2 separate regions of the Homo sapiens genome follow, and region 2 is linked to region 1. A link is an interaction called in ENCODE POLR2A ChIA-PET data of the cell type or tissue named here. Cell type or tissue: GM12878. All regions are shown on one strand. Each heading gives the region's core, and the rest is flanking DNA. Links, peaks and the distances in the headings are about the cores only.

Region 1 (4,197 bases), core at 1-2,500:
AGCATAAGTGATTCCTGCCGGCGAGGCCCCCGCTGTGCACCCAGCATCCTCAGAACTGCCCCGAGACCCCGTCTCTGCCTCCATTGCAGACAGGGCACCCAGGCCTGGCCCAGGCTGACTTGGTGGCTCAGTGGCTGGGGCTCGGGGCCTCAGTGAACCTTTGCGGATGGAGAGCACGCCGGAGTTCCTGTCCCTGCCCCTGCCCCGCCCCTCACCCCTCAGGCCTGCATTCTGGCAGGAGCTAGAGGCTGACGGGCCTGGCTCTCTTGAGTGCCCCACACAGAGTGCCTGACTGTCCCTAAGAAGGATGTCAAGGGAGGTGCGCCAGGTACTGAGGCTGTGCAGAGCTGCCCTGGGGACAGCCAGAGAGGAACTCCCTCGGGGGAGAGCCATGCCCTGGCCCCACTCCAGGGTACCCCTCCCTGAGAGCAGGGTAGGACAAAGCCAGGCTGGGGCAGGAGAAGGGGGAGGCACCCGGAGGGCATGAAAGGGGTGCTCTGCAGCCCAGGTGGCTGGCTGGGCTGGGAGACAGCGGTGGCTTCCATAATGACAGGAGTGGAGAATCATCGTTCTACCCAGGGCCACATCCCTGGCCACCAGGTGTGAAGAAACAGCAGGTGGAGGACCGGCCTCATGGGGAGACTGTCCTGGAAGGACCCACAGCTTTGGCAGTGGCCTGCTCCCAGGCTGCAGCCGACAGTAACCAAGGAGTTTCAGTTCTGCCCCAGAGCCTGGACCTAGGTGGGTCGGCTTCCAGCCCCAGGCCTTACACCAGGGGCCCTGCCTGGAGCCCAGGACAAGTAGGGAGGGGGATTCCCACTTACTTAGCCCTCTGGAGGAAGCGGCGTCTTCTTGGGGCTGAAGCCAACAGCATCCTCTGTGGCTACACTGGGGGCTCTGGAGGTCTAAGGGAGGGCAGGGGTGGCCAGACCAGCTGCTTCCCCATCCTCCCTCAGGGGCTCAGGATTGGAGGCTGCAGAGGGTGGGGCCAGCGTGGCTGCAGCGCACAGGAGGAGGCTGCAGCCGCGTGGGTGCCAGGGGACTTGGTCTGAGCCTGCAACAGGAAGTGGCTGAAGCACCCTTTGCCTGGGCTTTGGTGCGGGTGGGGAGCGAGCGATCTAGGCTTGGACCCCAGGCAGGGAGCCTGTGGCCCGTCCCTGGCCCTCAGTCCTGAACACACGCTGTAGGCTCCTCAGCCTCGGCCCTGGCAACGGCACTGAAGGCCTCAGGCTTCTCTGGGGACAGGGACAAGCTCAAAAGCAGCTGCCTCTTCCACTGCTGCCCCCAAGGGAACAGAGGTCGACTTCCTATGGACAGTTTGTCTTCGCCAAAAAGGTCCCCTGAAGAAAGGGAGGTTGCATCCCGCCGCTGCTCCAACCCCACAGGCCAGCAGCATGCTCAGCCCTCCTTGCCCAGGGCCAGCCCACCCAGCTGCCAAGGAGATGCTACCAGGGATGCGGCAGCCCTGGGGGTTGTGCACAGGAGGCTTCCTGGAGGGGACCTCGCAGAGGCAGTATGTGAGCCAAAGGGAAGCCTGGACCAGTCCAAGCCTGGTCATAACCTTCCGGGAGGCAGGGCCTGCAAGGGGCTGGGAGGTCAGAACACAGAAAGGGGCAGGCCCCGGAGTGACAACCCTCAGGGCTAATACCAGAGGTCCCATGGGCCTGCAGCAATTGTCCCACTCTACAAAGAGGGGCAGCATCTGGTCCCGGCTGAGCCCTCCAGCAGCCTGCAGGCCCCCATCACAGCACTTATGACCCTGTCTGTCCTATCAGCGTGGGACTTCCTCAAGAGCAGGGGCCAGGGGACAGGAGCAGCTCTCAGATGCTCAGGTTATGACATTCAAAGATGCACAGCTGCCTGTGCGCAGTGGCTCATGCCTGTAACCCCAGCACTTTGGGAGGCTGAGGTAGACAGATCGCTTGAGGTCAGGAGTTTGAGGCCAGCCTGGCTAACATGGTGAAACCCCGTCTCTATTAAAAACACAAAAATTAGCCAGGTGTGGTGGTGGGCGCCTGTAGTCCCAGCTACCAGGAAGCTGAGGCAGGAGAATCGCTTGAACCCGGGAGGCGGAGGTTGCAGTGAGCTGAGATCACGCCACTGCACTCCAGCCTGGGCAACAAAAGCGAGACTCTGTCTCAAAAAAAAAAAAAAAAAAAAAAAAAAAAAGCTGTACAGCCAACGGCACCTTCCACGGGGCCCACAAGGCTCTATGCACCCCTGGCCACTGACTGCACTCCCGCACGCTGGCTTTGTGGTCCTCAGTTGTGCCAAGCACATTCCCACCCCAAGGCCTTTGCACATGCACCGGCCCTACCCCCGACATCCTCTAAACACTGCTCCCTTCAATTCTGTCCCTTAAACATCACTTCCTGAGAGTGCTGTCCCCCAATACCTGACACTACATTTGTTCACTGAGTGTCTTGCCCACTAGAAGGCAGGGACCCTGTTGGTCTGGGAGGTGTGGGACTAAGCTGTGGTTACACTGTAGGCTCTGAAGCCAGGCTGCCTCGGTTCGAGTCCTGATTCTACTCCTCACGCGCTGTGAGACTTTTGGCAAGTGACTGAACTCTGCACCTCATTTGTAAAATCGCTTTTTAAAAATTTGAGACAGTGTCTCGCTCTGTTGCCCAGGCCAGAGTGCAGTGGCGTGATCACAGCTCACTGCAGCTTCGACATCCTGGGTTCAAATGATCCTCCCATCTCAGCCTCCTGAGTAGCTGGGACTACAGGTACGCACCACCACGCCTGGCTAATTTTTTTGTAGAGATGGAGTCTCACTATGTTGCCTAGGTTGATCTCAAACTCCTGGCCTCAAGCAGTCCTCCTGCCTCAGCCTCCCAAAGTGCTGGGATTACAGGCGTGAGTTACCAGCCTTGGCCTTAAAATCGCTTTAATATTGCCGGGCACGGTGGCTCACGCCTGTAATCCCAGCACTTTGGGAGGCTGAGGTGGGCGGATCACGAGGTCAGGAGATCGAGACCATCCTGGCTCACACAGCGAAACCTCGTCTGTACTAAAAATACAAACAAACAAAAAAAAATTAGCCGGGTGTGGTGGTGGGCGCCTGTAGTCCCAGCTACTTGGGAGGCTGAGGCAGGAGAATGGTGTGAACCCGGGAGGCAGAGCTTGCAGTAAGCCGAGATTGCGCCACCGCACTCCAGCCTGGGCGACAGAGCGAGACTCAAAAAAAAAATCGCTTTAATAAATAAATAGCACCCCCTTACTGGGTTGTTGTGAGAGGGGCCTAATGCAGAGTGGGCACGCCATAATTATTTGCAAGTGACTGACTCAGGGACCCTAGGAAGTTCCACTGGGAGGGGCATGCAGAGGGGCCAGGAAAGTGGAAATCACTGGCCACCTCCCCAGTGGGGCTGGAGGCTGCAGACCCCTCATGGCCTTATCACATTGCCCCTGCCCGAACACCTTCAGAGGGGTGAGGGGCCCTGGAACAAAGGTCTCAGTGCATGAAATGAGGTCTGGGCCGGGCCCAATGCCTCAAGCCCAGGGCCCGAGGGAGACTAAGCAGAGTCTAGCACCTTGGGCATCCCACTGAGAGCCAGCCTGGCTGTGGTCAGCCATGCACCCAGGTGAGCAGTGACCCCCTCTGAGCTGCTCTGCTCACTGTCACGCGGTGAGGACCACCAGCTTTGGGGACTGTTGGGAGTATCACACCCACAAGCCACGAGGTAGAAGCCATGGCTCTTACTTCTAGTGGATCTTTCCCCATATTGAGACTTTTTTTTTTCGAGATGGAGTCTTGCTCTGTCACCCAGGCTAGAGTGCAGTGGCGCGATCTTGACTCACTGCAATCACTGCCTCTCGGGTTCAAGCGATTCTTCTGCCTCAGCCTCCTGAGTAGCTGGGATTACAGGCGCCCACCAACAGGCCCGGCTAATTTTTGTATTTTTAGTAGAGATGGGGTTTCACCATGTTGGCCAGACTGGTCTCAAACTCCCGACCTCAGGTGATCTGCCTGCCTTGGCCTCCCAAAGTGCTGGGATTACAGGCGTGAGCCACTGCACCTGGCTTCCTTCTTGAGTTTCACTACACCAGGGACAGCACAAACATGCCTCCTCTTTACTGCCCTGACCTGGGGACTCACCCCTCTCCTGGTGAGTGATTTGGGACAGGCCACTCCAAAGCCAGGTACACCCATCCTGTAACACGGCTTCCCTCCTGTGGCTTCTGTGGCTC
Region 2 (6,792 bases), core at 1,942-4,441, 550 kb before region 1:
CTCACTGCAAGCTCCGCCTTCCGGGTTCACACCATTCTCCTGCCTTAGCCTCCCGTGTAGCTGGAACTACAGGAGCGCGCCACCACGCCCGGCTAATTTTTGTATTTTTAGTAGAGATGGGGTTTCACCGTGTTAGCCAGGATGGTCTCGATCTCCTGACCTCGTGATCCGCCCGTCTCGGCCTCCCAAAGTGCTGGGATTACAGGCGTGAGCCACCGCGCCCAGCCTAAGTTGTTTCTTATATTTTTGCAATGTTAATTGGCTTGGCATTCTCTTATATCTTTTTTTTTTTTTTTTAAGACGGAGTCTCACTGTGTCACCCAGTCTGGAGTGCAGTGGCACAATCTCAGCTCATGGCAACCTCTGCCTCCTGAGTTCAAGCAATTCTTGTGCCGTAGCCTCTTGAGTAGCTGAGATTACAGGCATCCGCCACCACACCCAGCTAATTTTTGTATTTTCGTAGAGATAGGGTTTTGCCATGTTGGCCAGGCTAGTCTCAAACTCCTGGGCTCAAGTGATCCTTCCACCTCAGCCTCCCAAAGTGCTGGGATTACAGGGGTGAGCCACGGCATCTGGCAATGAGTATATCTTTTTTTTTTTTTTTTTGAGAGGGAGTCTTGCTCTGTTGCACAGGCTCGAGTGCAGTGGCATGATCTCAGCTCACTGCAAGCTCCGCCTCCCAGGTTCACTCCATTCTCCTGCCTCAGCCTCCCGAGTAGCTGGGACTACAGGTGCCTGCCACCACGCCCAGCTAATTTTGTTTTTGTATTTTTAGTAGAGACGGGGTTTCACTGTGTTAGCCAGGCTGGTCTCAATCTCCTGACCTCGTGATCCGCCCGCCTCGGCCTCCCAAAGTGTGGGGATTACAGGCGTGAGCCACCGCACCCAGCCATCCATGAGTATATCTTTAAAGCAAATTCTTAGCATCAACATTATCAAAGGATCTGTGCACCTAAAATTTTGATACACATTGCCAATTTTCTTTCCAAAAAGATTGGACCACTGTACAATGAACAGGGTATGAAAATGTCCATATCGGCCCAGCGCGGTAGCTCACACCTGTAATCCCAGCACTTTGAGAGGCCGAGGCAGGCGGATCACGAGGTCAAGCGTTAGAGACCAGCCCGGCCAACATGATGAAACTTTGTCTCTACTAAAAATGCAAAAATCAGCCAGGTGTGTTGGTGGGTGCCTGTAATCCCAGCCACTCGGGAGGCTGAGGCAGAAGAATTGCTTGAACCCAGGAGGCAGAGTTTGCAGTGAGTCAATATCATGCTGTTGCACTCCAGCCTAGGTGACAGAGCAAGGCTCTGTCTTAAAAAAAAAAGAAAATAAAAGAGAATGTCCATATCCTCCATACCTTCCCATTTCTGGGGGAAAGTAGCATTTTATAGCAATTCTGACATGTACATTAATTGTGAGCAAAGTTGGGCATCTTTTTATATTTTTATTAACCATTTGCATTTCTGTTTCTGCGAACAATATTCATGATGTCTTTTGCATTTCACAATTTGGTCTTTTGCTTTTTTTGTTTGTTTGTTTTTTGAGACCGAGTTTTGCTCTGTCGCCCACATTGGAGTGCAATGGTGTGATCTCAGCTCACCACAACCTCTGCCTCCTGGGTTCAAGCAATTCTCCTGCCTCAGCCTCCCGAGTAGCTGGGATTACAGGCATGTGCCACCACGCCTGGCTGATTTTGTGTTTTTACTAGAGACTGGGTTTCTCCATGTTGGTCAGGCTGCTCTCGAATTCCCGACCTCAGGTGATCCACCCACCTCAGCCTCCCAAAGTGCTGGGATTACAGGCGTGAGCCACCGCGCCCAGTCCAGGTCTTTTGCTTTTTTCCCTTACTCTCTTGTATAAGCGCTTTATACATGAAAAAAGAAAGGCCCAATGCAGTGGTTCACACCTATAATCCCAGAACTTTGGGAGGCCGAGGTGGGTGGATCACCTGAGGTCAGGAGCTTGAGACCAGCCTGGTGAAACCCCATCTCTACTAAAAATAGGAATATTAGCTGGGTGTGATGGTGCATGCCTGTAATCCTAGCTACTTGGGAGGCTGAGGCAGGAGAATCGCTTGAGCCTGGGAGGCAGAGGCTGCAGTGAGCTGAGGTTGCACCACTGCACTCAGCCTGGGTGATAGAACAAGACCCTATCTTTAAAAAAGCCTTTTGTTTGTTATGTGTAGCTGTTTGTCTTTTGACTTTTTGTGGCTTTTTTTTTTTGAGACAGAGTCTCGTTCTGTTGTCCAGGCTAGAGTGCAGTGGCGTGATCTCAGCTCACTGTAAACTCTGCCTCTTGGGTTCAAGCAATTCTCCTGCCTCAGCCTCCCGAGTAGCTGGGATTACAGGCGCCTGCCACCACGCCCAGCTAATTTTGTATTTTTTTTTAGTAGAAACGGGGTTTCACCATGTTGGCCAGGTTGGTCTCGAACTCCTGACCTCAGGTGATCCTCCCACCTCCGCCTCCCAAAGTGCTGGGATTACAGGCATGAGCCACCGTGCCCGGCCTTTTTTTGTATCGTTATACTGAAGTTTCATTTTTACATAGTGAAACTTACCAATTTTTTTCTTTTTCTGTTTTTTGAGACAGAGTCTCACTCTGTTGCCCAGGCTGGAGTACAATTTTTTTTTTCTTAATGTCTTCGGTGTTAAAAATCAACAGTGAGAAATGCCCTCCCCACCCCAATAATTAGTGTCTCTCTCTCTCTCTCTCTCTCTCTCTCTCTCTCTCTCTCTCTTCCAACACCGAGATCTTTTTCTCTCTCCTGCGTCAGCCTGGCTGTCCAGGGCTATCCTTTTCACGGTGGCTTTAGGGCTGTCCCTCCTGGCCCCAAGCCCTTGCGCCTGCTGTGGCCTTTGGTGGCCTGTGGGCACCTTCCCCCGCCGCTGCCCTCCTCTGAATGGCCACCTCCCAGGGCTCCCTGGCAGCACAGACACTGGTCACTTCCCCTGCAGCCCCAGGCCCTCGGTTTCCAGGTGGCGGAAGTCCTCCTCCGCCCTGCACTCAGAGCCGTGCCCTTCCCCACTGGTTCTGAAATCCCACAAGTATGTGGGGCAAGGGAGTGTTCGGGAGGGTACCCCAGTATGAGGAGGTGGGGGACAGGACCGATGACATTGCTAAATCCTAATGCAATCCCTTCCCTGGGCAGCTGCCGCCCTATGGGGATTTCCATGCATGCAGTTGGCAGACGGAGAGAACGTAAACAGCTTAGAACGAAAGCTCTGTTAAGTCCAGCTGACAATTCTGTTTCCCCTTATAAACTGTGCATGGGGGAAAGGTGCTCTAGTTTTATAGTTCAGTCTGTAGGAGCTTGGTTAGCATGAGTTACCTCCGTAATCCCGATCTCAGTCGTGTTGAGCCAGCCAGCCTGCCTCCATGCGCAACCACAGGGCACTGGAGTAAACCGTGAAAAGGTTTCCCTTTAACTTAATCTCATTCTAACTAGTTGAAGAAAAAGTCTCAGTTTGGTGTGGATTTGTTTTCCTTTTTGCAAAATATACATGACATGAAATTTGCCATTTTAACCTTTTTTTTTTTTTTGAGACGGTGTCTCGCTCTGTCACCCACGCTGGAGTGCAATGGCGTGATCTCAGCTCACTGCAACCTCTGCCTCCAGGGTTTAAGCGATTCTCTTGCCTCAGCCTCCTGAGTAGCTGGGATTATAGGTGCAAGCCACCATGCCCAGCTAATTTTTGTATTTTTAGTAGCAATGGGATTTCACCATGTTGGCCAAGCTGGTCTCGAGCTCCTGACCTCATGATCCGCCCACCTCGGCCTCCCAAAGTGCTGGGATTACAGGCGTGAGTCACCGCGCCCGGTCCCTAATTCTTTTTTTTTTAATTAAAAAAATATTTTTCTAGCCTGGCCAACATAGTAAAACCCCGTCTCTACTAAAAATGCAGAAATTAGCCGGGCATGGTGGTGCACACCTGTAATACCAGCTATTTGAGAGGCTGAGACAGGAGAATCGCTTGAACCCGGAGGTGGAGGTTGCAGTGAGCCGAGATCACGCCACTGTACTCCAGAGTGAGACTCTGTCTCAAAAAAAAAAAAAAAATTGAGATGGGGTCTTACTATGTTGCCCAGACTGGTCTTGATATCCTGGCCTCAAGCAATCCTCCGACTTCAGCCTCCCAAAGTGCTGGGATTACAGGCGTGAGCCACCATGCCCAGCCTCACATGACATTTTTCTTTTTCTTTTTTCTTTTTTTTTTTTGAGACAAAGTCTCTCTCACTCTGTCACCCAGGCTGCAGTGCAGTGCCTCAACCTCCCAAGTAGCTGGGACTGTAGTCCCACCTACAGTCCCACCACGCCTGGCTAATTTTTGTATTTTTAGTAGAGACGGGATTTTACTATGTTGGCTAAGCTGGTCTCAAGCTCCTGACCTCAAGCAATCCTCCCACCTCGGCCTTTCAAAGTTCTGGGATTACAGGCGTGAGTCACTGTGCCCAGCCTCGCATGGTAATTTTATATTTAACTTTTTGAGGAACCATCAAAGTACCACAGTGGCTGCATGATTTTTCCACTCCCACCAGCAATGCGCTAGGGTTCCAGTGTCTCCACATCCTTGTCAATACTTATTTTCTGCTTTTGCTTTTTCCTGTCTGATTGCTATGGGTATGAAAGATATCTCACTGTAATTCTGATTTGCATTACCCTAATAACAGACGAAGTGGAGCATCTTTTGCTCATTGGTCATGTGTGTTTCTTGCCCATTTTGTGAAGGTTGCTTGTCTTTTTATTATTCAGTTATCATAGTTTGTTTGTTTTTTTGAGAGACAGGGTCTCACTCTCTCTCCCATGCTAGAGAGCACTGATGTGATCACAGCTCACTGTAGCCTTGCCCTGGGCTCAAGCACTCCTCCTGCCTCAGCCTCCCAAGTAGCTGAGATTATAGGTTGCCTGCCACAATGCCCAGCTAATTTTTGTATTTTTAACAGAGACGGGGTTTCACCATGTTGGCCAGGCTGGTCTCGAACTCCTGACCTCAGGGGATCCGCCTGCCTTGGCCTCCCAAAGTGCTGGGACTACAGGCATGAGCGGCCACACCTGGCTTGATAATAGATTTAATTCTTATAAAAACCTATATTGCCCGGCGCAGTGGCTCACGCCTGTAATCCCAGCACTTTGGGAGGCTGAGGTGGGCAGATCATGAGGTCAGGAGATCAAGACTATCCTGGCTAACACGGTGAAAACCTGTCTCTACTAAAAATACAAAAAATTAGCCGGGCGTGGTGGCAGGCACCTGTAGTCCCAGCTACTCAAGAGGCTGAGGCAGGATAATGGCGTGAACCCGGAAGGCGGAGCTTGCAGTCAGCCGAGATCGTGCCACTGCACTCCAGCCTAGGCGACAGAGGGAGACTCCGTCTCAAAAAAAAAAAACAAACAAACAAAAAACAAACAAACAAACAAAAAAACAACCTATATCATGTTACTGAGGTAAGGTAAGAGGACTGCCTAAGGTCAGGAGTTAGAGGCTGCAGTGAGCCATGATTGCACCAGTATACTCCAGCCTGGTGCTAGAAACCCTGTCTCAAAAGAAAAATAAAAAATCTACTTGTGCATAAAAAATTTAAAGAGAGGAAAAAAAGAAACTAAAGTAAACTGGCTGGGCGCAGTGGCTCATGCCTGTAATCCCAGCACTTTGGGAGGCCGAGGCGGGCAGATCACGAGGTCAAGAGATTGAGACCATCCTGGCCAACATGGTAAAACCCCGTCTCTATTAAAAATATAAAAATTAGCTTGGCGTGGTGGTGGGTGCCTGTAGTCCCAGCTACTCGGGAGGCTGAGGCAGGAGAATCACTTGAACCCGGGAGGCGGAGGTTGCAGTGAGCTGAGATCATGTCTTTGCACTGTAGCCTGGGCAACAGAGTGAGACGCTGTCTCAAAAATAAATAAATAAATAAATAGAAACTAAAGTAAACTAAAATAAAATAATAAAATATAGGCTAGGCGTGGTGGCTCATGCTGTAATCCCAGCACTTTGGGAGGCAGAGGTGGGAGGATGGCTGGAGCCCAGGAGTTTGAGACCAGCCTGGACAACATAGGGAGATCCTGTCTCCACACACACAAAAAGTGCAAAAAAATTAAAACAGGTGTACTTATTTCCAGATTGCATTGTTCTGGGCCCTACCATGAGGTAAAACATAAGGCACAATTTTATCTCTTCTACTAATGAATTGAAAAGTAGTAAACAAGCAACACTCCTCCCCAACTGAAAGCTTATACTTTGTTTCAAGCAAAGTGAAATGAGCTGTGAACCACCTCCTGACATACTGCAGACACAGGAAATTAAAGATTTTTAAAGAAACCTCACTAGGAAAGTTCATTCCCTGAAAATCAAGTTCTTTTTTTTTCTTTTCTTTTTTTTTGAGACAGAGTCTCACTCTGTCACCCAGGCTGGAGTACAGTGGTGAAATCTAGGCTCACTGCAGCCTCCAACTCCTGGGTTCAAGCAATTCTCGTGCCGCAGCCTCCTGAGTAGCTGGGATTACAGGCGTGCACCACCACGCCTGGCTAATTTTTGTATTTTTAGTAGAGACGGAGTTTCATCATGTTGGCCACGCTGGTCTTTTTTTTGAGATGGAGTCTCGCTCAGTCGCCCAGGGTGGAGTGCAATGGCGCGATCTCGGCTCACTGCAACCTCCGCCTCCTGGGTTCAAGCAATTATCCTGTCTCAGCCTCCTGAGTAGCTGGGACTACAGGCGCGTGCTACTACGCCGGGCTAATTTTTGTATCTTTAGTAGAGACAGGGTTTCACCGTGTTGGCCAGACTGGTCTCAAACTCC

The links. ChIA-PET counts read pairs that join two places held together with the same protein. Peaks named below come from ENCODE experiments on the same cell type or tissue, not always from the same donor. Only the 100,000 strongest peaks of a DNase experiment are listed, where the experiment ranks them.
Region 2: POLR2A ChIA-PET joins it to region 1 with 6 read pairs; 2 of 35 experiments call an interaction of 5 or more read pairs at or near these places.

What each region holds. Positions count from the first base shown.
Region 1 is chr7:74,089,927-74,094,123 of GRCh38, reverse strand. The region is part of intron 2 of LIMK1 (LIM domain kinase 1); the gene reads right to left. Among named protein-coding and RNA genes, the nearest start is that of LIMK1, 8.2 kb to the right of the region's middle. RefSeq lists enhancers at 1-98, 759-868, 792-1,333, 2,989-3,489, 3,490-3,990. In GM12878, for the core only: no CTCF peak of the experiment used is centred there; DNase peaks (open chromatin) are centred at 1,003 and 1,608; H3K4me3 peaks cover 1,833 bases; H3K27ac peaks cover 2,483 bases.
Region 2 is chr7:74,639,793-74,646,584 of GRCh38, reverse strand. No RefSeq gene overlaps it. Among named protein-coding and RNA genes, the nearest start is that of GTF2I, 15 kb to the left of the region's middle. RefSeq lists silencers at 2,778-2,837, 3,058-3,137. In GM12878, for the core only: no CTCF peak of the experiment used is centred there; a DNase peak (open chromatin) is centred at 3,212; H3K4me3 peaks cover 765 bases; H3K27ac peaks cover 1,264 bases.